2 separate regions of the Homo sapiens genome follow, and region 1 is linked to region 2. The links are chromatin loops, found by intact Hi-C in ENCODE. Cell type or tissue: PC-9. All regions are shown on one strand. Links, peaks and the distances in the headings refer to the core of each region. The heading gives the core; the rest is flanking DNA.

Region 1 (16,811 bases), core at 4,711-12,710, 210 kb after region 2:
TCAGATATTTTATTAATCAATAAATTTTGTCTATGAAGTAATAATAAATGTCTTTTAAGTGAGTAGGCATTGATAGCAAGCACATTGAGTCCTCAGTAAACTCAGGCTCCCTTCTCCAAAAGAGATAAAGCACTTGACATAGGGTGAGGGTAATAAGACCAAAGATGGAGAAAGACTGTATTGACCATGGTAATCTTTAACTTGCCACATTTACAGATGTATCAGATAGGTAGAGCTTCTTCCAAAGCAGAAACACTTATTCAAAGCTATATATAAGAAACTGACATATCTAGATACTGCTGCTTCAAACGTCAGATTGTTGTATAATAAGGTCATCTTTAGCCTGTGACCACAAATCTCCTAATATCTGAAATAACAACGTGGAGAATAACTGTGTAAAAGCATGCAAACTATATAGAAGGGAAGGAACTACTCAGGGCCATGTACAAGCAATTACTTCCTTAGTATTCTTAATGACAGTGCCCCTTGGTGCTCCATAAAGTAGGTCTACTGTGACGGAAGCTGAAATGATTGCTTTGAGACTGCCAGACCATATCCAAGTGGCTTCTTCACAGCTTGTACAATCTTCAGGGCTGCACCAAGTGGCAAATAAGATAGTCATAAGTGGAAGGGAGTTCAATTATTTGAACAGGCCCATGTGTATGTCCCACGGGTTTCTACTAGATTTGAAAGTTGCTCCTATTGTGAATCTATGCTTCAAGTAGCTAACCATACAGAATGTTCTAAAATAGGCAGCAATAATCAGCCAAACGGTCACCTATCTCTCAATGTAATGGCTGCTATTCTACTCAGCACAGAAAACACACTCACAAAATTTACATTTCTTACTTTTTTTGAGTGCAAAAATAGCAGAAGTTCATCTCACTGTTCATAACTACTAGCTATATTAACATTTTTACTCAACAAAGGCATGTTATGGCCCACTCTAAATATGGGTCCATGTCAACTATACTTCAATCTAATAAGCAGCAATATTTATAGAATGCCACGTCATAGAAGTAATCAGACCTCACACAACAGATTCACTGAGGATTATACCCATTTTTATATTGGTTTTGCCCTGGAAAAAAAAATCCTGGGGTATAACTAATTAAATAAAGTTATTAACATGTCTATAGTACATATGTATACTTACTTATGAATTTTGCTGGTAAGTTCAGAATCAAAATGTATTCATCCATCTCCATAACCAACATAGACTCATAAGTATAATCCATAGAAAGGAAAATAAATAATTTCAAATTAGTAATAGGATTTCTAAAATTCATGTGTGGATATATATTCCGAAAGATGTTGTTTTCCCACTATTCATTTTATCTTCAACATAATGCTAAAAATTCACACCCTGTAGGATGCTAATAAAAATATCTAGAGAGAAGATATAATCACCCCTGTTAAAGTAAAGGGCACAGCCAACAGCAGGAATTTGTGAGCTTTGAAATCCAAAAGCTTTGCCAGGTAGAAAGAGTCAAAACAAATGATACTCAAGACGACAAGACAATGTAAATGAAAGCTCCTGCTTGTAAGTAAATGGAGGTGAAGCACGAAATCATGCATGTCTTAAAACCACAGACTCCAAATTTTAGAACAGAAAGGTAACACAAAGCTTCAGCCTATGCCAGAGTGCCTTCAGGAGCTTGGAGGATAACACTGAACACAAAGGTGAAAGTTGAAAGGGGGTCTTGCAGCAAAATGGGAGTACACGCTTCTCTGTAAAAACAAACAAGAAAAAATAAAAATAAAAACACCGTTCTGGATCAGAATCAGCAAATGGATCACCTCATTTCAAACACTGATCAGGTCCAGCCTCATCTCTTTATAGAGAGATGGACAGAGGCCCAGAGAGGCTAACGGACTTCCCCCAAATCACACAGCTAGCCCACAGCAGAGCTAGACATTTACTTCAATCATTACTATATATGAGTGTTTTTTTTTTAGATATACACCGGACCACTACACACTAGACAAAAATAATGCAACACAAGACAAGAATGATTTCTGCCTTCACAGGGCTCCGGTTTAGAGGGAGAGACAGGGACGTACACAAGCAAGAGAATCTGCTGAATAAGGCCATTTCGGATACGCAGGGAACACCTGTAGATGCACCCAGCCAAGCGGTGTCCTGAGGCATCTGTGTTAGCACCATGAGTGACAGGAAGAGGAACAAGATTGGGAAACTGCAAAGGAGCAAAGGGAAAGCAGGCTTCATGGGGAAAAGCATCTTTCCAGACTTTTTTCATTCCTTTACTGTAGAGTTAGTATATATTTTTTTCATACATTACACAATGAATTTACCCATATCTAATGAAGGCCTTTCTCCTGTGGCTCTAAAATTGTATGATCCCTTTGGAATCTACTGAGTGCTTTCTATGGACAAAGTACCATACTGGATATGGGGAATACAGAACAGGCTTGGTTAACGCTTTCCTTCAAGGAGCAACAGTCTGATAGAGAGACAAGGTATCTACACAATTTTGTGTAAACTAGAAGATAGTATGCTAGTCTCATGAAACTGTTAGTGGCAGCATAGCCCAAGCTGCCAAAATGACTAATAGCCAATGAATACAATAGAATCTGACACATTGTTTTGGGAATAGTAACTGGAACATGCTTTTAGGAACTGCAACATTAATTTTTCTATGAATTATTCTTTTTCCTATAAATGGAATTAATATAATTGTTTTAAAAGTTCTTCCTCTAGAAGATGGTTGTCTCCTGTCCCTCTACCCCTGCTGTGACTGCCATGAATAAATATTAGTATATTTGCAGCATTTGAAAGTAATTGAGATTCCTTGATCAATTAATGTGCTATTTTAATGTTTGAAATTAAAACAAATTAAACAATAAAAACTGGCAGAGGCAATTTCCTTACTATTAGAAGGTATAATTTATTTTTATAAGAGAAAAAAATCTTAGTAAAATAGAAATATATAAATGACCATGATGATTTTTGTTTCAAGTATGCATATCTAGCACTGTTCATATTCTAGGTTATATTTCATTTTGTCTGAAATATTTAAACAGCAATAAAGAAGATCCATCAGAATTTGTTTTGGCCAATTTTCCACAGATACACTAATTCTGTAACACAAAACAATAACATCATTCTCATTTAACACTTAAGGGCACTTATTATGTGTCAGACATTGTTCTAATTAGTTTACCTATAATATCTCATTTAATCTTCACAATTCTATGAGGTAGGTCCTGTCATTATTCCAATGTCATAGATGAGAATTAAAACACACACAAAACATCATATAACTTGCCCAAACTCATACGGCCAAGTGTTAGAGTCAGGATTCAACCTGGCAGCACGACTCCAGAGTATACACTCTTGTCCTATGTTGCGGGAAGGCAGGGACCCCGAATGGGGGGACCGGCTGAAGCCATGGAAGAAGAACGTGGATTGTGAAGATTTCATGGACATTTATTAGTTCCCCAAATTAATACTTTTACAATTTCTTATGCCTGTCTTTACTGCAATCTCTAAACATAAATTGTGAAGATTTCGTGGACACTTATCACTTCCCCAATCAATACCCTTGTGATTTCCTATGCCCGTCTTATCCTGTCATCTCACAAGCTGAGGAGTATGTATGTCACCTCAGGACCCTGTGATGATTGCGTTAACTGCACAAATTGTAGAGCATGCGTGTTTGAACAATATGAAATCTGGGCACCTTAAAAAAAGAACAGGATAACAGCAATGTTCAGGGAACAAGAGAGATAACCTTAAATTCTGACCGCTGGTGAGCCGGGCGGAACAGAGCCATATTTCTCTTCTTTCAAAAGCAAATGGGAGAAATATTGCTGAATTCTTTTTCTCAGCAAGCAACATCCCTGAGAAAGAGAATGCACCCCTGAGGGTGGGCCTCTAAAATGGCCCCCTTGGGTGTAGCCATCTTCTATGGTTGAAACTGTAGGGATGAAATAAGCCCCAGTCTCCCATAGTGTTCCCAGGCTTATTAGGACAAGGAAATTCCTGCCTAATAAATTTTGGTCAGACCGGTTGCTCTCAAACCCTGTCTGCTGATAAGATGTTATCAATGACAATGGTGCCCGAAACTTCATTAGCAATTTTAATTTCGCCCTGGTCCTGTGATCTCGCACTGCCTCCATTTGCCTTGTGATATTCTATTACCTTGTGAAGTATGTGATCTCTGTGACCCACACCCTATTCTTACACTCCCTCCCCTTTTGAAAATCCCTAATAAAAACTTGCTGGTTTTACGGCTCCTGGGGCATCACGGAACCTACCGACATGTGATGTCTCCCCCGGATGCCCAGCTTCGAAATTTCTCTCTTTTGTATTCTGTCCCTTTATTTCTCAACCCGGCTGACACTTAGGGAAAATAGAAAAGAACCTACGTGACTATTGGGGGCAGGTTCCCCGATAGTCCTGTACTAAGTAACACTATCCAATAATTTATTTTGGAAGAGATAAGACTGAGTTTTCTAGTGATGATATTCTTTGTGAGCATTCAAAGTGTTGGGCATTAATTAAAATACATAAAAATAACTAGAAATATACTATACCTCAGTGAAATTTCTACATGAGGTTAAGAAGAAAATGTAAGTTTTGTGTTCTTATCTGCTCTTTCCTATGTTCACTGCTAGTGGCTGCTAGGAGCTAAATGATTTCTATAAAAAAAGGACTTCCTGAAAACTGTTCCCTCTCTCATGTTCTAACACCAGAGAAATGGTCCTTAAGTGCTGGTGAAGACAGCCTGATAATACAGCAAAGGAAAAATTATGCAAGTCTAAAAGACTAAGGGTTAAAATGTAAAATGGCTTAATATGCCTAGTATTTTAGGCAGTCTTTTTTTTTTTAGATATGACACCAAAAGTATGGATGAGAAAAGAAAAAAACCGGATTTCATCAAAATTAAAACTATTGTGCTATAGTATTTCAAAGGACATCATCAAGAAAATGAAAAGACAACCCAGAGAATAGGAGAAAATATTTACAAGCCATCTATCTGAAAAGAGTTTTGTATATATAACATATAAAGAATACTTTAAATATACAAAAAAATCCAATTCAAAAATGGGCTAAAGATTTGAATAGACATTTTCTCCAAAGAAGATATTCAAATGGTCAACAAGCACATGAGATGATGCTCAACATCATTAGTAATTAGGGAAATGCAATCTCAAACTACAATGAGATATCACTTCACCACCATCAGAAAAGCTAAAACAAAAAAGACAGACAATAATAAGTGCTGGTAAGAATGTAGAGAAATTTGAACCCTCATACATTGCTGGTGGGATTATAAAACGGCACAACCACTTTGGAAAACAATTTGTGAATTCCTCAACACACAAAACATAGGGTTGCCATATGACCCAGCAATTCCATTCCTAGATACATATCCAAGAAAAATAAAAACTTATGTCCACACACACAAACGTGTACATGAATGCTCACAGCAGCATTACTCATGATAGCTAGAAAGTAGAAACACAAATACTTACAAACTGATGAATGAATAAAAGATGGTATATTCATACAATAGAATATTACTGTACAGTAAAAAGGAATAAAGTACTGATGCATGCTATAACAAGGGTGAACCTTGAAACATTATGCTGAGTGAAAAAAGCCAGTCACAAAAGACCACATATTGTATGCTTAGATTTGTATAAAATGCTCAGAATAGGAAAATCTATAGAGACAGAAAGTAGATTAGTAGTTGCCTAGAGCTAGTACGTTGGAGTGGGGGAGTCTGAAAAGTGACTCTAACGGGTGCAGGGATTACTGAGGGGATGAAGAAAATGTTCTAGAATAAAATGTTCCAGAGATTGTGGTAATGGTCACAGAACTCTGTGAATGTACTAAAAACTGCTGAACTGTATGCTTTAAATAGGTGAATTTTATGGTATGAGAATCACATCTCAGTAAAGCTGTTTAAAAAATAATAAGCAGGTTTCATCAAAGGTCAATTCTGTGCAAAATGTATGTTATTAATAATAAGTTCATTTTTAGTTCATCTTTGTTATTTTTCTAGGAAAAGTTAATTTATTTCTAAAGGTCATTCATAGGACACACTAGGGTCCCCTGGGAAATGAAAGTGTTGCACTGGAGAAAAGATGTCCTCATTTTCTCAGTTGTGGATCCACTGTCAAACACTTGTTGTCTTAGCTCACCTGAGTCAATCCTGAACAAGGCATATTTAATTTGAGAAGCCTCATTCCCAGTAGCAAGTAAGGTCTAAGAGTGAGCCTTGGTATCCTAGGCAATTGTGTAAATTTAAGGGATCTACATCTGGAAGAAGCCATAATATTCTCCCTATTGCATCAGCACCAGAGCTCCTTACCCCACACTCTTTCCTAAATATGGTAAAGCTTTGGTTCACTTCTCTACCTGGGGCTGAATCCTTGACCTGATCTCCATTTCAGGGACACTGACACTCTCCTTAGCTCTCATCATCCATCTCCTGAAAAATCTGGACATATGGCTGAGCCCTCAGCTGCTTCATGGGGTTCTCTTCAGAATGGGACAGGTCTCCCAGGACCATGACACAGCCTGCCACATGCCACCATCCACTCATCATCACCACTTAAGTGTGTCTGCCAAATTTAGAGGAATGGAAGGGCAACCAAGGGCTTTTTAAGAAGAAAAAATAGCCTCATGAATAACTGCAAGTTGATTTTCAGTGTTAAAACTGTAACGTGTATTTATTAGATCTTCGCTGGCTTTCAACATCATTGTTGACTCACAAAGTTTACTCTCCAAGCTGCAAATCATACTGTCTGCTGTTGTCTCCAAGTTTTGCAAATATTTGAAGTTACCCAGAAAGGTATTGAATGTATTCTTGCCAAACTGGCAGCCTACAAACTCAATTTTTCAGTTTTGCAGGAGTCACACATTCATTTTATGTGTGATGACCCTAGACACCCTTAATATATTTGTTAGGCTCAACTAGGTAATGAGAAAGACAGAAAAATTAATCGTTTCAATCAACATAACCCTCAAAAAAGTAGAATCAAGGTACCAGTAATCTATCCTTGCTGAAAGCCATTGCAAATTATTATTTCATGATCACTAGAATATGGCAGTAGACATGAAATGGTAAGAGAAAGTCATAGTTAAGTTTATTAATAATAAAGTTTGTCTAGTTTCATTTCACCACCATGGCTATATCCAAGCACATATGCAAAATTAAACTATCAATCACCTGCTACTTAAGTAAAACCTAGGACAATAATTCAGGTATGTAAATGTGAGATTAAAAGAAGGACATCTGGAGAGCAATGTGTAATAATGAAAATTCTTCACAAACATTTTAGGGAGCAGAGATGCGGGGTACAATTATTTTGAAAGAAAGAAAAAATTATTTCATTTTCTGGGTAAGCTTCAACTGTCAACATTTGCCAAGAATTTGTGAGCAAAGGACTGTCTTTCTACTCTCCTTTCTCGTCTTCATTCCTATAGCATCCTTACGGGACATCTTTGGTCCTCCAATCCTTTATCTCTTAGTAAAATCATTTTATGTCTTCATTATTCATAGTTGAAATATATTATGACAATCCTTTCTCAATTAAGAGTGAAAATGTTACAAACTGAATATGGATGAACAACTTTAATGTTACTATTGTGAGTTGTTTGCCCACATTTAAAATGCTCTTAGCTTCTTTTATATAACTTAAACTTGTGTAGTTATTCTTAATGAATTCTTGAGACTAATTTGGCTCCTGGAAACTCAAAAAAGTTTAATTTGTTTAAACTAAGATGGACTGAATACTGCTTTTCTAAATACATCACTTTTTAAAATCCATGACGGAGACTGGCAGGTTGGATGGATTTCTGCACTGGGGTGTAACCAGGTTTCACCAAGTCCGGCCTCAACTCTACCTAAGCTTTCAGCTCTAGCTTTTATATATATAATATTTTAGTAGAAATGGATTTTGGAGCCTTTACTAAAAGTATTTCAGGATTCCCAAAGATTTTTTTGTGATTTCAAATAAATAAGGTGATTAACGCATGTTTGTCCCAGATATTTATACTCTCCTTCCTCAGTCCCCCCACCCCCACCTCAAAAGAAACCTGCCACATTTTAGCTTCACTGGTTTCCTATTGATTTAAAGTCTGGATTCTTAACCTAGAACTCTCATGGACTTAGGAGGTCCAAAAACCTGAAAATTTGTAAGCAAAATATATCATACTGTGTTTGCATTTTTTTTTTTCTGGGCAGAGTGACTATGGCTTCCACCTGATTTAAAAACAATTTTTTTTTACTTCAATATGTTAAGAACCACTAGTTTAAGAGAATATAAGAAAAGGCTCTGCAGGAAGAAGAAAGTACTCAAGGAAAATGATTTTTCTTACAGGGGTTTTCTCACGTTGGTACTTATCAGGGCACATTACATCATACTAAGAAGACAAACATCCTAAAGAATTTGGACCAACATTGGTGCTGCAAATTTGGATGTGCTTAACTTAAATTCTACTATAACACTGTCTACTTAAGATTATTTATGAAATATAATGCATGCAATTATTTCTAAAATATCTACAAAATTAATCTAGCAGCTTTATCTATTGAGCCTGTGCCCATAAATCAGAATGTGATTTTCCATATCAAGCCTTCAGGAAGACAAAGAAAGATAAATTTTATTATTTAAAAAATGCATGTCACTGAGGGAGAGTTTATAAAACCACAGTAATGACTGGCTGCAGTAGTGGTGTGATTCCATGTGGACCTCAGAGAAGAGAACTAAATCATTCAGGACTTCCCCATTGCTTCCATATGCACAGTCATTTCTCTGTAACTGATACAAATGTCTCTGGGAGAAATACAAGATGTCAGAAGTATTTCTGACTGACCTACACTCAATTAGCAATTACTCAAAGGTCAGTCAGAAAAGAAAGAACTACATCAACACCTGCTACTTATAAGGAAGCAGTTAGAAAGATGAAAAAGATAATGAATTCTTTCTATATGGTATCATATATTAAGAATTTGTGATGTTTTCTTAAATATCTAATGTTGACATCATTTTCTCAAGCATACTAGGCACAAACACAATTATGAATGTAGGAAAAAAATCCTTCCATTTTGTTTAAAGGGCTACCACAGAAATAAAGCAGTAGTGTTCTCACAAAGCTTTGTGCTGCATAGTAAGTGCTGTGATTCTAGAACTCTCACATTTATTTTTCATATAAATTTTTAATGCCTCTATACAATACATTTATGTAAAATGGAAGCTCCCTCTAGTGGCAAAAGAAGCTTTATTTTGGATTTGAATAGCTGCTTCCAAACCACCCTGATTATATCAGCGATTCTCAAACTTTTTGGTCTTAGAAGCTTTTGTTTCATGTAGGTTTTATTTATTACTATTAACCATATTAGAAATTAAAACAGATTTTTAAAAAATCATTCATTTAAAAATAGCAAAAATGAACTCATTCCATGTTAACACATAACATTGTTATGAAAAATAACTGTCCTTTCCAAGCAAACAAAAACTGCAAGAAGAGATAGATTGTTTTATATGTTTGAAAAGTTCTAGTGTCTGACATAATAAATGACAGCTGGATTTTCATAAATGCTTCAGTAGTCAATCTTTTGCAAGATGTTTTGGTTGATGTATATTTTTAAAAGTTAGCTCTCACATAGACATAGAGTTGAAAAAGAAAGGAGTAATTGAATAGCTTTTTAAAATAGCTGTGGGTATTTTTCTTTAATACTACACCAAAACTTGACAAGTAATCATTTCTTAAAGATTAGTTGCAATGTGAAATCTGAAACCATATCAATGTACTCTATTACATTAAAATTCACTGGCCTATCTTTCACTTTGAATGGATCTCTTACTAAGCATAAATTTTACCATCATGTACTGGTCATTTTGAAAATATTGCACTGAGTTCTGCAGTTCTCCTAAATGTTGACATATGTCATTATTTAAAAATCATATTCATTAATATCACCACCCACCTCATCAGGAAAGTCTTTACATATTCAGAAGCAGTCATACTCAGAGTGGCATATACAATTTTCTAATACTTTTTTCTAATTCTAAAATTCAAGCTTTCAAGTAAAAGTTCAAATTTGAAAACAAATATTGTCAGTTGTTCTTTTGAAGTGACAGACTCACTATGTTATTTTTCAGAAAATGCATGTGAAATACCCAACTATGAATAATAGCAGCTTGACAGTTGTTCTTTCAAGTAAACATGATGTTCCATGAAAAAGTGGCTAGTTCAGCTAGCAACTCAAAGGACCCACATGAACTTTTCCTCAAGACTGCCCTTGTGCTTGGGTATGCAGTAAAAGTATCTTATGTGTACTTTTCATTTCATCACACAGATTATTAAAAAGACCATGCTCAAAAGTTGAGATTTTTACTGCTTCATCAAGGACACTCTTAAGAAAAGTTGCCTTCTCCTTCTCCTGTCTCTTCTCCTTCTCTTCACGTGAATATGTGGCAGTAAATAATACAATCAGTCTAGTGCCACTTAGATTTGATTCATGCTAAGGCACCAGCATCTTACTCACCACTGATTTTTGCACCATCAATACAAATCTCAACACAATGAAACAGACAAAGAGCACCTTAATATTATTATGGGACTCTCTTGACAGTGACTAGAAGATTTCAGGGGTCCATGGACCACAATTTGAGAAGCAGGATTGACATAATACACTGGACTACATAATGTTGAACTGAGAGACCAACTGGTTGGCATCTTGAATTAACAGACATAAACACTTAAGTTCAGAAAGTCCAAAGTCGCATTCCTGTACAATTACCATTGCATTCTGCCTCTAAGAAAGTGCTTTAAATTCTGGGAGTCTTTGCCTGAATGTAATTTTTTAAATAATTATGACTATTAAAAAATGTTCAACATATCCTTCTATTCTCATAAGGGTCCAAATTTCAGTTTAGTTTTTTTTCTCATTTATTCAGGGACTATTTAAGGCAAAGCTTCTGTAAATGAAATATACATATATATATATATATATACACACACACACACACACACACATATATATATATATAAAATATATATTCTTCATTCCTACAGCATCCTTAGGGGACATCTTTGGTCTTCTCATCCTTTATCTCTTAGTAAAATCATTTACATATAAATTATTACATATATATAATCTATAAGCAAATAATTTTTTCACTGGATTACAAATAGTATATAATTTTGACCTAGAATATATCTCAGAGCCAATTTTGAATTATAACATTACTAAAACATTGTTTTTTAGTGCTCGATATTATATTTATAGTAATTTTTCTAAAGTGTTTCTATATTTTAGCTGTGAAGTGTTATACATCAATGCAATTCTAGACTAAAAACATTCTCAATATTCTACAGGTTAAATAAAAAAGACACCTATGGATTGCTCTATAAGACACAGGTGTGGTTGCTATAAAAATAGCTATATGTGAAAGATACTATTTGAGTACCCAAGTTAAATGAAAGTGTATCAAGTGCTTTACAATCCAGAATCCAATAAGTTTAATAAAAGGATTAAGAAATCTAGTAAATCTTACCTATTTCTGATCTAGCTAGAAATCTGAATAACCAAGAGACTCCCCAAATGCTAAATATTTATTTCCTTCTTAAGAAATACATATAGGACATACGATCACTTATTTTTGTCCATTTCAACATCTATTTCTCCTGAACTTTGTTCTGACCACCTCAGTATAGGCAGTAGCAGCAGCGGGTGAAGGATCATGGGAGAACTGTGCACAATTAACGACAGTAGCAAGGGCAGCATGAACATCTTACTATATTCACTTCAAGCAAGGACTTCCAAATCATAATTAGAGAAAATGTGGATTTGGATTCCTTTATTGTTGATACAGAAGGCCCAAAGCCTTATGTTGTAAAACTGCAGTTTCCAAACTTTGTAGGCACTAAGAGGAAATTTACAACTTTGATTCTGAAACCTGTATGAGATTACCTAGGGCAGGTTTGCTAGGACATCCTCTTAGTCATTACTCACTTTACTAGTAGTTCATAATATAAAAGGCATTTCTCTGTCCTTCATGAGAAGAGCATAGGATGCCACCTTTGAAGTATGTATAGCACAAATATCCTTACTGTTTTTTTTTTTCCATCTAGTAATCTATTGAAAATTACACAGGGATTTGTGAGAACTAGGATAAAACCTAGTTTTTTTTTTCTTTAATAAGAAATGTCTAAGAATTTTATTGTTGTATTGCAATTTCATATAGAAACTAGGATAAAAATTGAATTCCTTGATGTCGGTCTAAAATAAGTTTCTGGAGAATCATGATAAAAAATAATTTTGATATTGAAGTGTGTATAAAGTAATGCATAACATACGCAATTCCTATTTTGACTTATCTCTTTGTAAAGGTAAGGGGTGGAAAGAATTTGCATTTAAATTTAAAAAGTAGATGAATTGGCGTTTACTAGTGAGATGTGATTTGCTTTCCTTTAATAGATAATAAAATATTGATAGCAATATAACCAAGAAAATTTGGAATATGACCGTTTTAATTAATATCAATGTGAGGTGAATTAAAATTTCTTATCAATATATTATTATTTACCAGTTTCATATTGTTTTTTGATTGAAATGATTTGGGAGTTTTGATTAGTCTGTATATATAATGCTGCTCAAATTTATAAGATAATTACTCAATGTGCAATATTAAGACTGATTAGTAAAATACCTAATGAGTTGTGTCATATAATGAATGCTTAGAAATTGCTTTAGGAAGCAGATAACAATATATTAATTTGGAAATAAAATTTTTATACATTGACATTGTTCACAGAGAGAAAATAAGTAATTAATAGACTACTCTTCAAGAAAAACAGAGAAAAATGATCATTGTAAATGACTATTAAAATATTTAAGTTGAACATCTATATACTAGTAAGTTTAGGAATATCTTAAGCATAAATTGAATTTTAAAAAATTATCTCTGGAGCATAAGTCTCTTAAACTTAATATTCTTGTACTTATTTGACCCTCCTACATAGCAGAAAACAGTGTAGTTTAAAACTAACTAGATGGTGGCAGGGCGCGGTGGCTCATGCCTGCAATCCCAGCACTTTGGGAGGCCGAGGCGGGCAGATCACGAGGTCAGGAGATCGAGACCGTCATGGCTAACACAGTGAAACCCCGTCTCTACTAAGAAATACAGGAAAATTAGCCGGGCGTGGTGGCAGGCGCCTGTAGTCCCAGCTACTCGGGAGGCTGAGGCAGGAGAATGGCATGAACCCAGGAGGCGGAGCTTGCAGTGAGCCGAGATCACACCACTGCACTCCAGCCTGGGTGACAGAGCAAGACTCTGTCTCAAAAAACAAAAACAAAAACAAAAACTAACTAGATGGCTCACTGAACATTTGAGTAGAGTACAAGAAAGAATAGCTCTTTCACTGTTGACATAGACCTGTAGCTCATGAAATGCCTCTGACCCCCTGAACTGCCCCAGCACCCAGTCCCAGGAGGAGGTGAAAACCAGACCAGGTAAGGAGAAATGAGTGAACAAATAGATCAGTAAGGTGATTCTCTTGACAGCTCCCTGCATGCCAACAAAACCCTGAAATGCCCATAGAAACATTTCTCCTCCCAAGTTGGTGAGACACAGTTGTCCTTGATGGCAGGTGCTCTCAGAGCCAAGCAGGTATGAAACAAGAGAAGGATGATGTTCCCTTCAGACTAGGCATCATGTTAACCGGCAACTAGGAGGCAAAAATGAGAACTGATCCCGTAAGTCATTGGTACTTAAACTGTAGTGAACATCATACTCATCTGGGACGTCAATAATATAAAATACAGAGTCACACTTACAGAGATCCAGATTTAGAAGAGATAGGGCCAGGAAAGCCCTTTAACAAGTAACCTAGGGGATGCTGTTGAAAGTGATTTCTTTGACCACACTCTAAGAAATCTTTTCACAGAATACATATGAGCACTCAGGGACATAAAGTCTCTAAAAGGGTGGTAGGCTTAAATAACCGAAATTTGTAAAATACTTAAAGTACAAATAGAGTTGTCCAGAAGAGATTTAAGCAGTAATAGGTAAAAACCTCTTACTATGTGAGGGACTTGTCAATAAAACACATCCACCTATTTCTAAAATGTTACCCAATATAATGAATTCAGTAGTAACCACAGGTTGAAAATATTAAATATCCTGGCCAGGTGTGGTGGCTCACACCTATAATGCCAGCACTTTGGGATGCCAAGGCAGGCAGAGCACTTTTGAGGCAGGCAGAGCACTTGAGGTCAGGAGTTCGAAACCAGCATGGCCAATATGGAGAAACCCTATCTCTATTAAAAATACAAAAATTAACCGGGCTTGGTGGTGTGCATCTGTAATCACTGCTACTCAGTAGGCTGAGACAGGAGAAATGCTTGAACCCAGAAGGCGGAGGTTGCAGTGAGCCAAGGTTGCACCACTGCACTCCAGCCTGGGCGACAGAGTGAGATGCTGCTTTGTCTCAAAAACAACAAAAAAGAAAACATTAAATATCCTTTTGTGTTAAATTTTTTAAATATGAGAAATAAAACACTGAAAAATATAGTACTACATTTGTCTTTGGGCCAAGATTGTTTCACATTCTAAACAGAGAATTAAGTTTGCACTAAATATTGCCTGCCAGGGCTCTTTTCCAACTTTGATTTCATAAATATAAAGTACATCTAAAGAAAAAGTATCTATATTTACGTATACTTTCAAACATGCCTTTCATTAAGGTCTTCAGGGTAATGTGCAGAGAAAAAGACCTATGATTCAATGGAAGTGAGCAGTAAACTTGCTCTCTCCAATATATTGTACTGGACAAGGAAATGATGAGTCCATGATGGAATGATGGGGGAAAAAATTAAACTCATAGTCCTCACAGAAGACTTAGATTTAAATCCAAACTAAAATTCTCCTATCTGAAATATCTTTCAAATGTTATAGTCCCGAGTAGGTGGCAAGCTCCTCCAGGATGCTCAGTACATTTATTGCACAATAGCTACTCAATAAATGAATGAAAACGTGCCTTTACTATATGCCAATGGTCAGGGAGAGGTAGTTGTGTAAGAAAAGGTTTGGGATTCTAGATTTTTTTTCAGAGAGATATGAAAACAAATAATTATGCTTATCTGTAACTTATTAAGGACTCCAGAGCAAGAAATTCCTATTAAAATGGCATCTTAAGTTCTCAAATTCAATTGTATTATAAACGGCAAAAACTTCAAAAACGTTTTTTTGTGGAAAAGACTTTATTTACTCACCAAATAGCTTTTTTTTTTTCCTGCTAGGAACCTAGGAAGTCTTTTATTTTTTTCAGGCCTTTTGCATCTAGGTAGAGACCTGTGCACAATGGATGTTTGTTGTATATAGATGCTCTTTGACTTGCAATAGTGGTTATGTCCCCAAAAACTCATGGGAAGTTAAAAATATCTTATGTTGCTCATTTTCACACCATCGTAGAGTTGAAAAATCATTAAGTTGAACCTTGATAAGTAGAGAACTGTCTGTATATGTTTAATTAATGATATGATTATATTCCCCGACGATTTTCAATGATAGAAATGTGTAACAGAATATTCCATCTACTTTCACATATGTAAACTCACTTAAGGCCTCAAAATCCCCTGGAAAAGCAAATAGAGTTTGGCAACTTTCTGGTTTACTTCCAGATTATAAATGTTCCAATAGGTTGAATATGCTAATATAGCCAATGTCATCAAGATTAAGTTCAGGCTCAAGAATAAATACATTAAATAAACAAAGAAACGTAACTACCAATTTTATTCATTGAAACAAACAGTCTAACAATCAGATAAGAATGCAAAATTATACCTACCAGGCTCTTAATCATAGCACTGTTAATAATGACAAAAATAAAAACAAAACAAAACAACAACAAAAATATTTGTAATGAACATTACTGGGAAGTGGTTAAACAAGATGTATTACTTTCAAATAATAAAATCTGATGCTATTCGACCTTCATTTACTAAGATATAGAGATCTACAATGTTTTAAGGAAAAGAATGATATTTAGAATATGTTTCCATTTTGGTCCTTGTGATTGTATATTTGGAAGAATATATACCAATATGTTAAGAATGCTTATTCTGAGTAGAACGGTTATGGTTGATTTAAATTACTCTTTATGTTTTCCTATAACTTCTCAACTTTTACAAACAAACATATTTCCATCACAATATTAAATATAAAGCTATTTTTAAATTGTTACCACTTAAAATGAAATTTAAAGCAACATATTTTCTTTCTTTCTCTCTCTCTTTTTTTTTTTTTTTTTTTTTTTGAGACAGTCTCACTCTGTCACACAGGCTGGAGTGCTATGGCACAATCTCAGCTCACTGCAACCTCCGCCTCCCAGGTTCAAGCAATTCTCGTGCCTCAGTTTCCTGAGTAGCTGAGACTACAGGCACGCAACACCACACCCGGCCAATTTTTATATTTTTAATAGACACAGGGTTTCACCATGTTGGCTAAGCGGTTCTTGAACTCCTGACCTCAAGTGATCTGCCTGCCTCGGCCTCCCAAAGTAATGAGATTACAGGCGTGAGCCACCGTGCCCAGCTGCAAGGAAGATATTTTCAATGGTCATAACTAAATCAATGCATAATTTCATAATTTACTATGCATTTCATTATTTCAGTCATTTTACTTTCAATTTAGCATTCTGCTTTGAAAGTTGGTAGTATTTTAACTACCAACTAAGTATTTTAACTATGAAATGTTCTCCATTAGCAGATTCACCTTTCCAATGAAGTAGAGTTCTACCTAGAGCATTCTTGTCTTTTCTTTCC
Region 2 (16,811 bases), core at 3,315-11,314:
TTGCTTGTTGTTATTTAGATGTGACTGACATAATTTGGCAATCTGGTTTATTAGTATACTTTGTAACAAATTGTGTCTCGAATGCCAGTGATATTTTTTTCTGGCTGTAACTTAACAAGGTGACTTATTCTGAAGTAGTAAATGAATGTCACAAAGATTCTCTCCCACTTTCCCTACCCCCTCCTCCCTCCTCCCTCTTCTCTGTCCTTCTTTCTTCTTTTCTGCACTTATCTTTAATCCACTGATGAAAACAAATTTTAGAACACCAAATGTTATGGAAAACTTGTTGGTCATGAGTGTTACTATGGGTATGCTATGTTCCAGCTTTTCAGTTTTAGGAAGCTTGGGTAAATGTCTGCTATTCCCTTGTGCTGCAGCCCTCCCTTCTCCCATTTCCTTTTTGGGTACTATGGATAGTTTGCAAAAAAATGCCAACGAAATAAAGTGAAGCAATTCCTTTTCAACTTGCATCACGAAATCCTTAGTGTTAAAAATGAGTGTATCTTAATGGAAGAGCCTATTAAATGAACAAGAAGTAAATAATAATGAAGTTATCTTGCTAATTAACCTGGACGGTGACGTGAATTTTGCTGCAGCTGAAACTCAGCAGTACAATTGCCCTCTTAGCAGAGTTCTGGTGCATCAGACTCTCACTGTTCTCTGGTGTTCACATGTCTAGCTATTTCAAGAATGTTTGTATCAAACTTTTATTACAAATGCTAATACTGGGTAATTTAGGGAAAAAAGTGACAAATACTTTCTGTGGGGAGAAAAAAACTATTTCTTTCATTTCAGGGGGCCTAATTATAACACTCCTTTCTATTTTAGTCCCTATTTATTTTCCAATTCTTTGGGGATTGGGTAGTATTTAACAATGAAACAAGCAGTGCCCCAGTGCCTAATTAAGATTTTCTTGTAGGATTAATAAGTCATGTCTCATTAGCCCCACTGAACTGGAGGTGTTAATCTTCACCTTGACATTCTAATTTTGAAATAAGTTTGTGGATCAAGTATTGAAGGATGTTGAGCAAACAGTTTGATTAAAGCCACTGAGTCTTCAGATGCCAGTCTCATATTATTGATTCAAATGCATCCCTACATACAAATGCTTAGATGTGTCATTTTAAATGTACTAAGCAGTGGCTGGGTGCAGTGGCTCATGCCTGTAATCCCAGCACTTTGGGAAGCCGAGGCGGGCAGATCACCAGGTCAGGAGAGCGAGACCATCCTGGCTAACATGGTGAAACCCCATCTCTACTAAAAAAAAAAAATACAGAAAATTAGCTGGGCATCGTGGTGGGCACCTGTAGTCCCAGCTACTCCGGAGGCTGAGGCAGGAGAATGGCATGAACCCGGGAGGCAGAGCTTGCTGTGAGCCGAGATTGCGCCACTGCACCCAGCCTGGGTGACAGAGCGAGACTCCATCTCAAAAAAAAAAATGTACTAAGCAGTGGTCTGGAATGATTGCTGGAAGAAGCCACCATGTTTTGGCCTTTCCCAACAAAGAAAGCGAAAGTATCTTTGCATGTTTCCTGAATTACCTGTGTTTCTTCCTATGATGATTTTTTTATTTTTCTCACACTGGGGAACAAGCAAAGAGGTCAGAGCATAGCAGCCACAGAGAACTCTTATGTTTTCTGGTAGAGACTTGCAGGAGGCTATGCCATGGACATTTGCTGGCAATGCTGTCTGAGATAAGTGGCCTCTTTTACAGTGACATGGCAGAAGGCAAAACCACTCTCAAACTCTCACTCAGTTAAAACATCCTAGACTTTTATCTCTTCGTTTTTCCAAATGACAGTGATTCAACAGGCCAAAAAGAGGTCAGTGGAGAAGAAATTATATGCCACTGTCATTTCTGTGATTCTCAGTTGCATCTTTGTAAAAGTAAAGAGCTGGGCTAGATAATCTCTTAGGGTCCTTCCATTTTTAAGATGACAGTGCCCTTACTTTAGTGACATAACCCATGCCTACCTCTAGGAAGCTGAGCTTGTCTTCTTTGTTGTCTCATCCCCAGTACATCACACATGGTGTTGAATACATAGCTGCTGAATGGGTGAATGAAGCGGGGCCTTGAAATGCATTGTAATCTCAAGTGTAGGCTGAATATGATGAGCTCAGCACTGGGAAATCTCTCCCCAAGGAGCTTTTAATATCATTGAAGAAATTAGCTTGAATAACCTGAAACTTAGCACACCTAAAGAACACTCTGTGGTAAGTGGCACAATGTATGAGGCAGGTTTTATGGATCACAAGAGGTTAGAGAAAGTCATGCAGACCTTATAAAAGGATAGCTACAAGTTGGCAGCCATTTTGGTTTTGGCAGACAGAAAAATAGAAATAAAAATAAAATGATAAAAATCAACATATATGTTGTATACTTGCCAGATGTCAGGCTTATTTATTTATTTATTTATTTATTTTGTTTTTTTTTTTTTGAGAAGGAGTTTCACTCTTTTTGCCCAGGCTGGAGTGCAATGGTGCGATCTCGGCTTACTGCAACCTCTGCCTCCTGGGGTTCAAGCGATTCAACTGCCTCAGCCTCCCAAGTAGTAGGATTACAGGCACATACCACTATACCCTGCTAATTTTGTATTTTCAGTAGAGATGGGGTTTCACCATGTTGGCCAGGCTGGTCTCGAACTCCTGACCTCAGGTGATCCACCCACCTTGGCCTCTCAAAGTGCTGGGATTATAGGTGTGAGTCACTGCACCTGGCCGATGTCAGGCATTTCATATAGTATATGTAATCACATTTAATTCTTATAACTCCATGAGACTGGTAGAATGATCCACATGTTACAGATTAGTGAAGTCAGGATTGTGGAAGTTCAATAACAAGTCCAAGGCCACACAGTTAACAAATGGTGGAAGAGGAATTTGAACCCATGTCTGACTGGCTTCAAAGACCGTAATCCTCCACATGCACCAGTCTGCCTGAACAGGAAGTACACTGGGTTGTTAAAGAACCTGGCTTTCAGGATGAATGTGGCCTCTCTAATCAAGCTGCTCCTGATGAATATGCACCTGCCTGTTCTCTTTGCTCATTCATCCCTATAAGGCCTGAGAATGACCTTGTATCTTTTTTGTTTGTTTGTTTGTGTGTGTGTGTGTGTGTGTGTGTGTGTGTGTGTGTGTGTGTGTCTGGATGTTTTCTGTCTGCCCCTCTTTGCTTGTCTCCACCCTTGATATTTACATTTGTCCTGGCTTACCTACCAGGCTTGGATTGGTTTTGACTTCTAGAATCTGATGATATTACTGTTCATTTCGCCTACCTTCTTCCAACCTTCTGGCTCTGCCATGGGCTTTGCCTTCTGAGTTCTGTTATGGGTTCATCTCATCTTTCTCCTTTTCTTTTCTATACATCTGGTTTCCTCTTACTCTTTACCTGGGCTCCCCATTGTGCAGTATCTATTCATCATGACTTAGGGCAGACATGATGACAGATGCATGGACAACCCAAGCTGGAACTAAAATCTGAGCAGACAAAAAAAACGAAAACAAGCCTGCTTTGTATAGAGGCCAAGAGGAAATTATTTGGAAGAGAAAATATGATTTGTGTTAAGAATGGGAATATAATTGAATAGGCAGGTACATTAGATAATAGACCTTCTAAAAAAGCAGACATGGGCATGTAGATGGTAGTATAGCAAATAGAGCACCAGCATGCAGGACTGAAAAAAGAAACTGCATGTTCAAAGCTGTTTATATATAATAAAAATTCAATCTTGAATAGCTCTGACAGAAGAGGGAAGGGAAAAGTAGAGTAAGGATACCAAATAGGATGGTGATGCTGATTTATCCAGACATAAGACAGTAACAGCTTGCACCAGTGTTGAGAAGTTGTGTAAATAGAAAAAAGGGGATGAGGTAGAGCCAGTATTAATATTTTAAAGAAAAAGTTGTTAGGACTTAGAAGACGACTGGATATAATATATGCCATTTTAGGACTGCCCTAGTTTTTAAAAAATCTTGACTTATTTGGGGGAGTTCAAGAAGAGGTGCACAAGGAAATAATTTAAAGTTAGTTTTGATACTTCCCTAAATATTTACAACAAGTCAAACTTCACAGTGGATAGGAAAGCAACCAGCAACAATCCAATGTTATAGTGTTATTTAGTTTTAGGTATTCTTGGAGTTTGCTCTTTGATAGTTTCCAAACCATAAACTGAGATTTCTCAGAGGTATGTGAGACACTGAAGAACAAATTCCTGTTAGAAATGTAGGAACCCTTCTGAATGGGGGGTAAAGATCAGAAAGAATGGAGTTATTCCTTTTTTTCCTCCTATATGGTAGCTATTCTTGGGACATTTATTCTAATAATCCTAAGCCTATATAATAACGATCCAAGTTATGGTATAATATAATTTCCTTACAGCAATAGTTGGAGGTAAAAACACTCAGTAATTTCACATTTTGTAAACATTATAAAAGTACTCCTATGATAGACAGGGTGGCTGTCATGATCCCTGGTCCCTGATATTCATGCTTTTGTATAATCTCCTCCCCGTGAGTATGGGCAGAACCTGTGACTTGTGTCTAGCCCACATAGCAAAGGTGATGCAATGTCACCGTTGTGATTTTTATACATGACATAAGATGGTCCTTCTAGTAGGCTTACTGTGGACTCTCTATCTCTGTTGCTGGCTTTGAAGGAGGAAGCTGTCATGAACCTTCAGCTGCTAGAAACTGAATGCTGTCAACAACCACATGCAGGGAAGCACATCTCCTTCCCTTAGTTTAGTCTCCAGATGAGAACCAAGCCGTAGGTGACACCTTGATGGCAGTCTTGTGAGACTCTGAAGCAGGGAACTCAGCTAAGCCATGCCCAAACTCATGCCCCATAGGATTGATGAGGTAATAAATGCATGTTGTTTTAAGCTGCTAACTTCGTGAGAATTTGTAACACAGCATAGAAAGCAAATACACTTCACTTTTGGCCCTCCTCTTTCATTGGCTGTATAAACAGTGATTAGTGCTTCCATCTTCCCAGTTGCAATGACAGAGACCCTGGAGCCATTCTGGCCTTCTTCCTGTCCCTTATGCCCAACATCTAGCATCTAACCACTCTGCATGTTCCAAAATCCTACCTTTCAACCAGTTATTCTTTTCTTTGCTTCATACCCGTCAAACTAGTGAAGTTCAAACTACACAACCCATGCCTTTCTTCAGGGCTGATGGCTACAAGATGCTCACATGAATATGGGAGAGGGAGGGAGGCAGCAGAATTACCAAGGATAAGGGGCAAATAACCAAAGAAGACAACACTGATAGGCGATTTAACTGAAGCAGGGTGGTGCTAAGGCCTTTGCTGAGACTCCAGTTAATTCTACTGTTGTCCAGGGCATCAGTAGCCCAAAAATGACCTCACTTTACTGTAGAGGCACTTTTGACAACTTTCTCTACCAGCTCTCATCATTTCCTGCTTGGACCAAATGTTCACTCTGACTTGGAATCTTATTCCCCCTCTAATTTATCCTCACGTCTATTCCCAGACTGATTTCCTAAAGCAGAAACCTGGTTTATCTTACAATATTTTCTACTAGTATTTAGGATAAATTAAAACCCTTACTGTAGTCCCCAAAGCCTTCCATAGTGTAGTTGGTCCCTGTTACATCTCTGGATACGTCTCCTGTCCTATGCTCCTACCTCTCACTCTGTATTTCAATGATACTAATCATTTACAGTATAGTTCCTGGGGCATATTCATGCTAGTTTCATCTCCATATTCCTGTTGAAGTTATTTTCACTGTGCAGAACATTCTTTTCCAGCATTTGTAAGACTACCTTCACCTTACCTTTTAAGATTCCATGGATGTATTTTAAACCTTCAGGAAGCGTTCACTCACCTATTAAGAAGGATAATTTTAGGCAAGGGCAGAGGCTTTGTGGGTATCCAGTGGAAAAAGCATCAAAAATACTGCAAATTGTTCACTAGTCCAAGGGAACATCACCCTTGAGCCCGTCATCAAATCTTGACCATAAACTAGTGTAATGTTAAAAAGTTCCAAACATGTTAGATGGCTGCCTCAGTGATAATGCATCTTAGGTATCATTTTGTATATCTTTTCATCCGGCTACATGAAAGTATAATGAAGACATGCCTCTTTACTGCAATAACATTAAAATAACATCTATTTGGGTAAGTGTACGCTTTTACCAGTTAACGTAGGACTTTTTTTCCCCATAAAAATGTTTTTCACAGTGAATCTCCAAATGATTTCTGAGATGACTGGAAAGGTTACCAGGTGAGAAAAAATGAAGAGAGATGTTTAGCAACTGAGCATTTGAATAACCAGAGATGATGTTATTATTACATTTTTGATGCCATAAACGTGCACAATTTGTGTGGTACATAAAGGGAAGTCAACTTGGGTTTAAAAATTGGGGAAAAAAGTCAACCAAATATGTTTAGGTATCAAAACTGGTCCTAGCAGTTAGTAAGGAAAGTAACTAACTTTATTCTTCGTTTGGAAATTTAATAGGCATATAAGTGCCACTAGGGGGCTCTCTAATATTCCATAGGTGGGAGGCCTGACTATCACAGCAGGGGTAATAGAATAATGAATAAAAATGCTCTGTAATTTAAAGTATATTCCTTAGTCATATTAACATTTGCATGTTTGTACAAAGCCTGAAAAATGGAACTTTATTATTTTAAGGTTTTCTAGTGTTAAAAATGTATTTATGGTAAATAATTTAGAAATGCAAATGTAAATATGCACCTGATAAAGAAAGGAATAATGTGCTTCATTGCACTCAATTTCTTTGGTGTAATAAAAAGGGGAAAAAAAGAGCTTCCTCTAGTTTCCTGATTACTTTTCTTCCTGAGTAATACAAAACAAAATGTTTAAAATTTTTGCCACCTGAATTATTCCATCAATTAATAGATAATTATTTATAGATATGAAATATGTATCTCTATACATATATATAATTGGATATTAGGTTGTTTAACCTTATTCAACAGAATATACAGAATAAAGCTTTTAAATTGTAAATACTAATATATTACCAGTTAAAGGAATTCATTAAAAGGCTTGGTCCTATGTGGATATACTTATGAAAAAAGGTAACTTATTAGGGTATATTTCATTTACTGTTCTAAGATATGCAAAATGCAAAACTTGTTTAACAACTTTTCCTAGGAACATTAAAACATATTAAAACAAAAGCATTATTACCAGGGAAGGAAATATTGGGTATTTAGCATCCTTTATATTGTATATTGTAATTTATGTTTGTTTCCATGCTTTCAAATATGTTCCAATTATAAGAATTCCGTGTTGCATATTTCTTATATTTTTCTATGATTGTCAAATGTTGTGGCATAAATATATAAAATTCTGTATAGAACTATATTTGGAGTCTATTTTGTGCTCTGGAAAATATGAGCACTTTGAATTGAAGTAATCAAAATTATTTTGGGGATAGAAGATTTAGGGAATGAGAAAAGAAGGTAATTTTCCTGAGCTCTACTTCCTTATTCTTTCCTTTTTTAAAAAAAATCAAAGTATAGTATATATTCTCATTATTTTCTGGTTTCCCATCTCAGCCTATTAATTCCAAACCAAAATTTAAAAAACAGATTTTTAACTAACTCTACCCCTAAAGGACAAAAATGGAGTAGTGAAAAATTTTGTGGGCTGGCAAATAATTCATTCTTATTTTTAGGTTTATATGTGTAGATATGTATTTTCTTTTTCTTCTCTACAATCAAAAGACAAATGCATGACTCATGTACAGACATTTACTTCTCTACTTCTTTCACTAGTATAGTACTTGGAAAAGTGAGGGTGGCCCCAGAAAGGAAAGGCTGGGAATTAAATGGTAATATAAGCTTTCTAATTCAGACGTTTTACTAAGCGAGTGAAGAACATACTTTAGAACATTCAAGGTAGTTGGTAAGATAAAGTTATTATGATCTTTTGCTTAACCTGGAAGTTTTTGGCTGTGACAATTCTCTTCCTAAAATCATTTGCTTTCTTTTATTTAAAACAAAAAAAGCAAGTAAAGAAAAACCTTCAACCTGGTAACTGAAGTTAAAATCAGAAGATCAGTTAATTTGTTAAATGTATATACCTTTACAATATATTTGCAAACACTGAGTGGTCACCAAACCTGGAAACAAAACATATAACAAATAATGTATTAATATTATATTAAATATAGATGATAAATTAATATTGTCTATATTTTCAGACTTTATGGCCACTCTCAAATTATTTTTCCTCAAGTACATATATATGTATGATATGTATATATTTATCACTATCAAATATATATTTTAATATATAATATTAAATTATATATTTGAAAATGATTATATATTTGAAATTATATATTTATATGCTTGAGCGTGAAAGACAACTAGGAAATACTTGATGAATGGGCATATTAAGCAGCTATATAAACCGTAAGAAGAAAGAATAAACATTTATTGTTATTCTGGATAATATCTTCTGAGGTAATTTGCATTCATCTTAGAATAAATAACTGTGTAAAGCCATTGGTGTGTATTTTTTTGATTTCAGTGTAAAAAGTGATTAAATAATTTAATGTCATAGGAAGGCTAGCTCATCTTGCATTAAAAATATGTACATACACACATATATGTGTACATGTATGTACATATATTTGTGTATTTTTTCCTTGAGCAGTTATGAATTTATGCACTGGTGCCAACACAATGAACTATAATGCATGTTTTTATTGAGTTTAATGTCCTGTTGGAGATAATAAATATATACCCGAAGTTAAATAACAATACAAGAAATGATGTGAGGTGGAGCAGTCAAGAGCTGGTCTAGAACTCCTGATAGATAGGCAAAGATCTCTGAGTCAGCGCTAGTCTTCCATGTTGCAGAAAGGGCTGCTCTTCCATGCTGCAGAAAATAGCCACCTTAGGAATACACTAGAGGGTCAGCCATAAGCCTTAGCTTGTTAGTCAAATTACAGGGCCAGCAAGCTACACCTGTTTTAAGAAGTACAAGTTAATTTTAAGGATTTTAAGGCAGCAGCCCTAATTGAAAAGTTCCATCTACTTAGATCATTTGTAAGACCTCATTTGTCTTCCCAGTTACTAGTAACAAACTGTCTTCTGAAAGTTTTTGTTACAGATTCCTAAATTTTAATGCAGAACTTTCAGTATAAAATTGTCTCATCATAGTAATTCCTATTCCCTAAGGTCTATTTCAGATCATTGTTTTTCCTTTAATCTGGAGCACAAGGCACACAGATCATAAAATTTAGAGTACTGCAAAAGTCATTGAGTAATCAACAAAAAGTTAATCAATTTGCAAAGTGAAGTTTTCATCATGTGTCTGTACCTAAGGCCAATAAATCAAACTAAGTGGATTCAGCTCTCTAAGCTAGCATGGAGGGAAAGACCATATCCCTTATTAGTTTATTAGGATTTTCTCTAATCCCAGTAGTTGATTCCAAATAATCCACATATATTGCTAGGTGATGACCCCTCTCCTCTTCCACACTAATTTTCCATTCTAATAGCCTAATATTAGCGTCCATGCTTTATCCCAGCTGAATCAGGAGTGCAGCCTTACCTAGGCAGCTGAAATCCCCACAGATATGACCCAAAGCTGCATGATTATTATGACTCTTGGCCTTTTCATATATAGTTAGTCAATATTTACAAGCACTGCAGTCTATGAATAAGGTACAGCTCAGGGAATAACTCCTAAGAAATGGAAAAAAATGTGGCTAGTTTTCCTACAGTCTGAAGGAAAAGAAAGACCCCAACTTCATGGTTCATATTCTAATATGTTTTACCTTTTATCCTATATTGTGGTTCTCTCTGGATAGAATTTTCTAAAAATAAATTTATTCTTCTACAATGATTTATTCTAGGAGACATAGGATGACAATTCCTAGCTGAAGCCTACATGTGTGTTACGAACCATACACAAACAGACCAATGTGTAGATAGGTGGCATGAGCTCACACCCTTCCCCACATACATGTCTTTCATCAAGACAATCTTTATAGTCTCTGGGTCACGTTCTCCACGCAGAGATTGCAGACGATAGAGAGGCATCCTACCACACCTCGGTTAAAGAGAAAAATTTGATGTCTGGACATGTGTAGTCTTGTGGAAAGGAACCTTATTTCACTCATAGACGAGCAGTAGTATGGCTAGCAGTATTTCCCCAGAGATGGTCTGATTTAAAAAAAAAATCGATATCAACTCTTGACACATTTTCATTTACATCAGCACATGGCTTTCAGTCGGGGCACAAATCAATAGGCAGCTTTTAACACTGCCCAACTATTTCTTCCTATTGGGCTTGAGGCAGGCCATTTGCCGTTAACATACCATGTTTCTTGGGGGAGGAAGTTTAACTGTTTTTCCTGTGACTAATCACAACAGCCTAAACTGTAGCATTAATCACACGACATTTTCTTCATCACCACTTACAGCCAATTGACTTTTTACTTAGTGAAAGCATTTGAAGAAGGTGACAGTTGTTCTAAGGGGGTCAAGAGTCAATGGAAAGAAGAAATATTTAGTTCCAAAACATACACAGTATATGGCTTCAAAAGCTGACACTATGCCAGGCATCATTAGAAGGCTTATCACTCTATAGGTACGATCTCACAGTCAAGATGGAGGAGAAGATTTGTGTAAAATTAAAGTGCTAGCTAAGAGTCATAGCTTTTGGTTTGAAAACAATTAATCTGGGCCTTTCTATAAATTAAAAGTCACATCAAGGGTCACTAGTAATTGGCAAAGTGTTTTCTCTAACTTTTGGAAGTGAATTATTTTTCTGTCTTTTTTTCTAAAACTAGCAGGAAAGTTCAGTTAGGTCTGATGTCCTGTGAGGCTGGCAATCTGTGCAGTATTGGCAGTCTCGATTAAATGTAATATCTGGTTCATTGCTGCAGCAACTCAGATTTCTAAATAATGAATCAAATTCTTACATTATTCAAAAGCCACAAAAGGGTTATTAAGCCGAATAAGCAGATACTCACAAAGGTTTACAACATATTTATTTAGGGCAACTCCAAAGCACAAAAGTAACATGTTTTAAAAATATACAAAAAGACAACTTCCTATATGATATTGCATTATATCTATATTGTCCCAAACAGCAGTATCTTTTTAGAGTAGGACTCTCCTGGGATGTTATTCTCCTCACATGCTCCTAAAAAAGCACCACGTGGTTAAAAAATTTTGAAGAATGATGTAATTGAGGACAGAGTGCCCCTTTTGTTGATTTACAGTGCCTGTGGGTATATCAAAAGCTCCAAAAATATTTTCAATAAAGAAAACTGTGTATGATGCTAGTGAGGCTGCAGAGAAAAGGGAGTGCTTATATACTGCTGATGGGAATGTAAATCAGTTCTGCCATTGTGGAAAGTAGTTTGGCAATTTCTCAAACAACTTAAAACAGAATTATCATTTGACCCAGCAATCCCATTATTGGGTACATATCCAAAGGAATAGAAATTATTCTGCCATAAAGACACATGCACACGTGTGTTCATCACAGCAGTATTCACAATAGTAAAGGCATGGAATCAACCTAAATTCCCATCAACGGTAGACTGGGTAAAGAAAATGTGGTACATGTACACCATGGAATGCTATGCAGCTATAAAAAATAATGAGATCATGTCCTTTGTGGCAACATGGATGGACATGGAGGTCATTATCCTAAGCAAACCAACTCAGGAACAGAAAACCAAATACCACATGTTCTCACTTATAAGTAGTAGCTAAACATTGAGTGCACTTGGACACAAAGATGAGAACAAGAGACACTGGGGCCTACTTGAGGGTGAAGGATGGGAGAAGGGTGAGGATCTAAAAACTACCTATCAGGTACTATACTTAGTTATCTGGGTGGTGAAATCTGTATACCAAACCTCTGTGACACACAATTTACCTATATTACAAACCTGTACATGTACTCATGAACCTAAAATAAAAGTTTAAAGAATGTGTATTAACTGCAGAGTTGCCTCTACTGCCTAACCATTCAATATGTTACTGCACTCCTGGCTTGGAAATGGTTGCACATAGTTCTTTCTACCTGAGGTCTTTGCCATTCCCAGAACGTAAGCTGGTTCCGGAATCTCTGTCATTCGGCACTGAAATGGGAGCTGATTTGTGGATCTGGAGGAGCTCACTGTTGTTTGTCTACTTTCCCCCATCTGGAGCAGGAGGACTGGTGTTCTAGACCTTTTGAACATTACCATGATGGGTCCCCAATGCCTTAGATGCCCAGGGAGAATTGTGCCATGATTGAGGAGGGTACAGACAGGGATAACTTAAAGGTAATAAACTTGGACCACAGTAGCTCTACCCAAGGAAGCAAGAGGTAGACATTCTGGCTTGAAGAGATTTACATGGTCTTTGTTTTCCTTTTTTGAACGCTCAGTTTATTGGATTGTTTGCCTATGCCAAAAATCACACACTATAATCTTAGTTCAAACTCCATCCTTAAAATACATCATAATGCTAACATGCTGAGCCACAGGTAGGGCTGTGTAAAAAGTTTAAAATCTGGCTTTTTAAGCACGCATTACAGAAAAATTCTGAACTCCAGAATGTGCCAATATCACCCCTTCCTTTGACAAAACAGAAGTTTCCAGACCAAGATAAAATTTTAAACCTCAAATAAAAATTTTTCTTCAGATTCTACACTTCCAGATGACTTTAGTGACTGTAAAGAATTTTTTTTTGAAAAAGAGAATTTTCAAAATAAATTTCTAACTCACCTTAAGTTAAAAATCAATACTGTACTTTTAAAGAGGAGAGTGATGCTATCTGAAAAAGGATCAAATAACAATTGTTCAACCCTTTTATGGCTTCTGTTTCTTACCCTGTTCAGTCTCAGCTACTTGCCTGCATTTTAAGGCCTTCTTCTTCCCTAGCAGTGTTTATTGAGGCATGATATACAGAACTTTTAAAAACTTTTAATAAGTATGAATTCATTTTAGTACGTATTAAATTATTGGGAGGCTGAGGCAGGAAGATCGTTTGAGCTCAGGAATTAGAGATTATTATCGCACCACTGCACTCCAGCCTGGGCAACAGAGCAAGACCTTGACTCTTAAAAGCTTAAAAAAAATGATAAACACATCAACCTCTGATTTTATGAATATTATGTTTTATGATAAGAGTAATGTGGGTGCAAAAGGGGAAAAATGAGTTGATTTAAGAAAAAATATTAACTAAATAATTGTATAGATGATTACAAGACATGATGGAAAAGCTCATGAACATCAGCTAGTTGACTTCAGAGAACATAGTCAGCAATACATTTCTTGTTGATTGACTATATTCCTTTCTTTCTCTTTCTTTTTTTAAATTAATTTTTTTTTTATAGAGACAGGGTCTGACTCTGTTGCCTGTCTGAAACTCCTGGCCTCAAGCCTAACTGTATTCTTTATTGTTCTAATTTTCTTTCTTTCTTTTTCTTCTTCTTTTTTTTTTTTTTTTTGAGACGGAGTGTCTGTCTCCCAGGCTGGAGTGCAGTGGCGGCTCACTGCAAGCTCCACCTCCCAGGTTCACGCCATCCTCCTGCTTCGGCCTCCCGAGTAGCTGGGACTACAAGCACCTGCCACCACACCTGGCTAATTTTTTTTTTTTTTTTTGTATTTTTAGTAGAGACAGGGTTTCACCTTGTTAGCCAGGATGGTCTCGATCTCCTGACCTCGTGATCCGCCCATCTCGGCCTCCCAAAGTGCTGGAATTACAGGCGTGAGCCACTGTGCCCGGCCTATTGTTCTAATTTTCAAAGCACTCTTAAGTATTTCATTCCTTTTGGTATTTAAAACAATTCTGTTATCCAGGGAGGGGGAGTGCTAGACTTTTAAAAAAAATGTTTAAACTGTAGAGATCTTTATAAGCTACAAAAATCATGACAGATAAGTGACAGGTCTTGGAATTAAACCCAGATCCTCTGACCCCTAGTCTGAGTGGTATATTTGTAAAAAATACTAATGACTAGAGAACTGTGTAAATTCAGATATCCAGCAAGTAGACATACCTTGCCTCTTATCTCTGGTGAATAATTATAAATTAAATTAGGTCTCAAGGGACACAAATACACACTCATCATTTCTTTTTCTGAGCATCAGTGTTTATATCAGTGGTGCTTGGTATCTCAAATCCAGGCCTCCCGGCAGCCCATAGCCATTTTACTCTGCATTTTCTTCAAATATGCTCAGCTTTGAGGTTTCCCACAATTGGTCCCAGTTCCCTGGACTGTCTTAGATCCTGTGGAATCCTATACTTACCTTCATTTCAGCAGCATTCCTGGTACCACGTGGACAGAGCTGATTTTATTCTGGCACTTTACTCGGTTGTGTTCAGCAACATGTCGGGCATGAAATATGCAGGTGCAAGCCTTGAGAAGCAAATGTAGCTTCCCTAGGCAGCCCTGACTTTCTTTTCACCCTACTTACTTAGAAAGTTATGAGGAATTGGGGGTTGAGAACAAATATACAGAAGAAGGAGAATACTTTTGGTTCAAGTTACCCATGGATTAAGGGTTATGTCACGAGACTCATTTTTTGTAGCGTTGTGTATCATTTTCCTCAGTTCAGGCTCAGTGAACACCCAAACCTCAATTTTTACCACCTTTGTCCATCCACTTAAAACTTTGACAGATTTTGAAGCAGGTACCTGTGCTCTGGGATACCAGTCATCTTTGCGGTTTACAAGAGCACTTTCAAACATCCACAGAAAAAGGAAAAAAAAAAGTTTGTGCTAATGACCTGGTGATTTTTTTTTTCCTATGATCTCCCAGTAAAGTGTAAACTACTCTCATAGCTGTCAATAGAACCACTGAGTAACCAGTGCCTACCTTATTTGAGGCGGTTTTAAGGTCAAAGGAATAATTATGAATGAACACTTTTGCTTGCTAGAGGAAAAATACATTAGGAAAAAGAAGGCAGCAGCTCAAATGTCTATGGACAGCTTCAGGAGCGCTGAAAAGTGATATATAATCCCTCCAAATCCTCCTAAATTCTAAGCCAAAGAAATGTCAGTAAAATTTTAGCCAAAGCATGTTTCAGCTAGTATGCTACTTTAGGTAACCACACAGTAGAGTAGCACTGTTAGGAATTATGTGTACAGGGAGTGGGATTTTTGACCTCTTAAGGAGCAAGTAATTAGTTAATCGGTGCTGTTTTATATGATTGGCAGGATAATTTTACCATTTTATCTCAAGGAAGAAGTTTATATTTGTTGTATCTTTGCTACTGTGATATAATATTGATTATATTTTTTATTTATTTGATACCAAATATTTATTTGATCGGGAAATGTAACCACAGTAACATTTTCTGCCTGTGGAGAAATATTGTTGTCACCTTAGAAACAATTTTCAAGAATTAAATTTGGTAAAAAGTGGGGACTTCTTATTCTTGTGGTCACTAATGAGTAGATTTTCCTTAGGATAAGTGCACTATAAATTTGCTATAATAACTAACTGATCAAATTTATAAACTGCTGTTTTCTGTGTCAATAAACGTTTCTACATAGCTCTGTGCACATCTCCTGCCATAACTGGGCATAACTCTTGTTATACAATGATTAAATAGAGCATTTTGGGGTAATATTCTTTTTGTCTCACAGAACTACCTTAGATCAAATTAACATTGCATATGATACAAGTTTATGAAATAGATTGCACACATGTTCTTTTACAAATGGATTTGACTCCTTGTGGCATTAGTGAAATTTACATTGATTAACCAGTAAGCTGTAATGTTGTTTTCGATTTGGGCTCAACAAATCAGTTTTACTTAATGCTCCAAGTGTTCTTTACTTTGGGGTATTTAGGGTAAGTAGATATTATATTGCCTGTGGGAAAACACTACACTTGTAATTAAGCTAAGGAGGTAATTTCATGAAAAGAAGAAGATAATAGGGCAAAGTTTTCAAGATAATGAGATTCCCAGAAATGCACGAACTATCCCTACTTGAATGAAATAAATTACATTATCATCCATCATATGACTAATCTAAGAGTAGCCATCTCTCTGTTAAAATAGACCTATCGAATAAAATGATAAAATACTGTCACTTAGGAAAAGGATAACAAATTAAGAAATACTATTAACAAAAGAACGCTGTGTAGAGTTAGCATTCCATAAATGTTCCTTGATTTGAATTGAACAAAAAAGACCTACAAAAAAGAAATTCTGCCTTTCCCACTTACAATATATTCTATTTGTACTTTTCTGTAAATAACAGTACAGAGTAAAAACTACATATAATGGGCACATATCCATACTTTAAAAAATACATCTATAACAACTTTTATGCAGTACATGAAAATAAGGTATTGATTTGTGGCAACTATAGTAAAATGACTGTCTAGAAGTTGGGAGAATATTTAACATGAAGTTAAAACTTTCCTTTTGAAAAAACTTCCTTGCTGGTTTAGAGCTGAAGCTTATACCATTACTGAAATCACTTATTCAAGGTAATTATGAAATGCAAGGTACAATGTATAAAAGTTGAAAATCAAGACAAGGTTCTGAGAACACATACAATCATCTATTCCTAGAAAATAATTAACAAGGAAAAACTACCTGAATATTAGTTCTATTGGAGAAAAGTTACCAGGTAAGATATAAGTTCTATAAGATTGTTATGTATTTTATCACATCTCAGACTTTGTTTCTGATGCTAAAATTAGAAGACCAACAAATGGTATATTTAAAAAAATTCATTAAGCCCATCTCAGAAACTGAACAAAAAGACTTGGGTTGGAAATGATACTGAGAAGTAATGGGAAGCAAACATAGATTCTATTCTTCCCCAAAGCTCAAAT

What was found. Hi-C counts contacts between places; a loop is a spot of excess contacts. Peaks named below come from ENCODE experiments on the same cell type or tissue, not always from the same donor. Only the 100,000 strongest peaks of a DNase experiment are listed, where the experiment ranks them.
Region 1: it touches region 2 in a loop (10-fold over the local background); 31 of 110 quality-filtered maps call a loop at or near these places.

The regions. Positions count from the first base shown.
Region 1 is chr6:114,295,260-114,312,070 of GRCh38, forward strand. All of the region lies in intron 1 of HS3ST5 (heparan sulfate-glucosamine 3-sulfotransferase 5), which reads right to left. All of the region lies in intron 9 of HDAC2-AS2 (HDAC2 and HS3ST5 antisense RNA 2), which reads left to right. Among named protein-coding and RNA genes, the nearest start is that of HS3ST5, 39 kb to the right of the region's middle. In PC-9, for the core only: CTCF peaks have their summits at 9,224 (motif pointing left) and 9,425; a DNase peak (open chromatin) is centred at 8,932.
Region 2 is chr6:114,090,255-114,107,065 of GRCh38, forward strand. The region is part of intron 3 of HS3ST5 (heparan sulfate-glucosamine 3-sulfotransferase 5); the gene reads right to left. The region is part of intron 5 of HDAC2-AS2 (HDAC2 and HS3ST5 antisense RNA 2); the gene reads left to right. Among named protein-coding and RNA genes, the nearest start is that of HDAC2, 130 kb to the left of the region's middle. In PC-9, for the core only: CTCF peaks have their summits at 6,496 (motif pointing right) and 6,714; no DNase peak of the experiment used is centred there.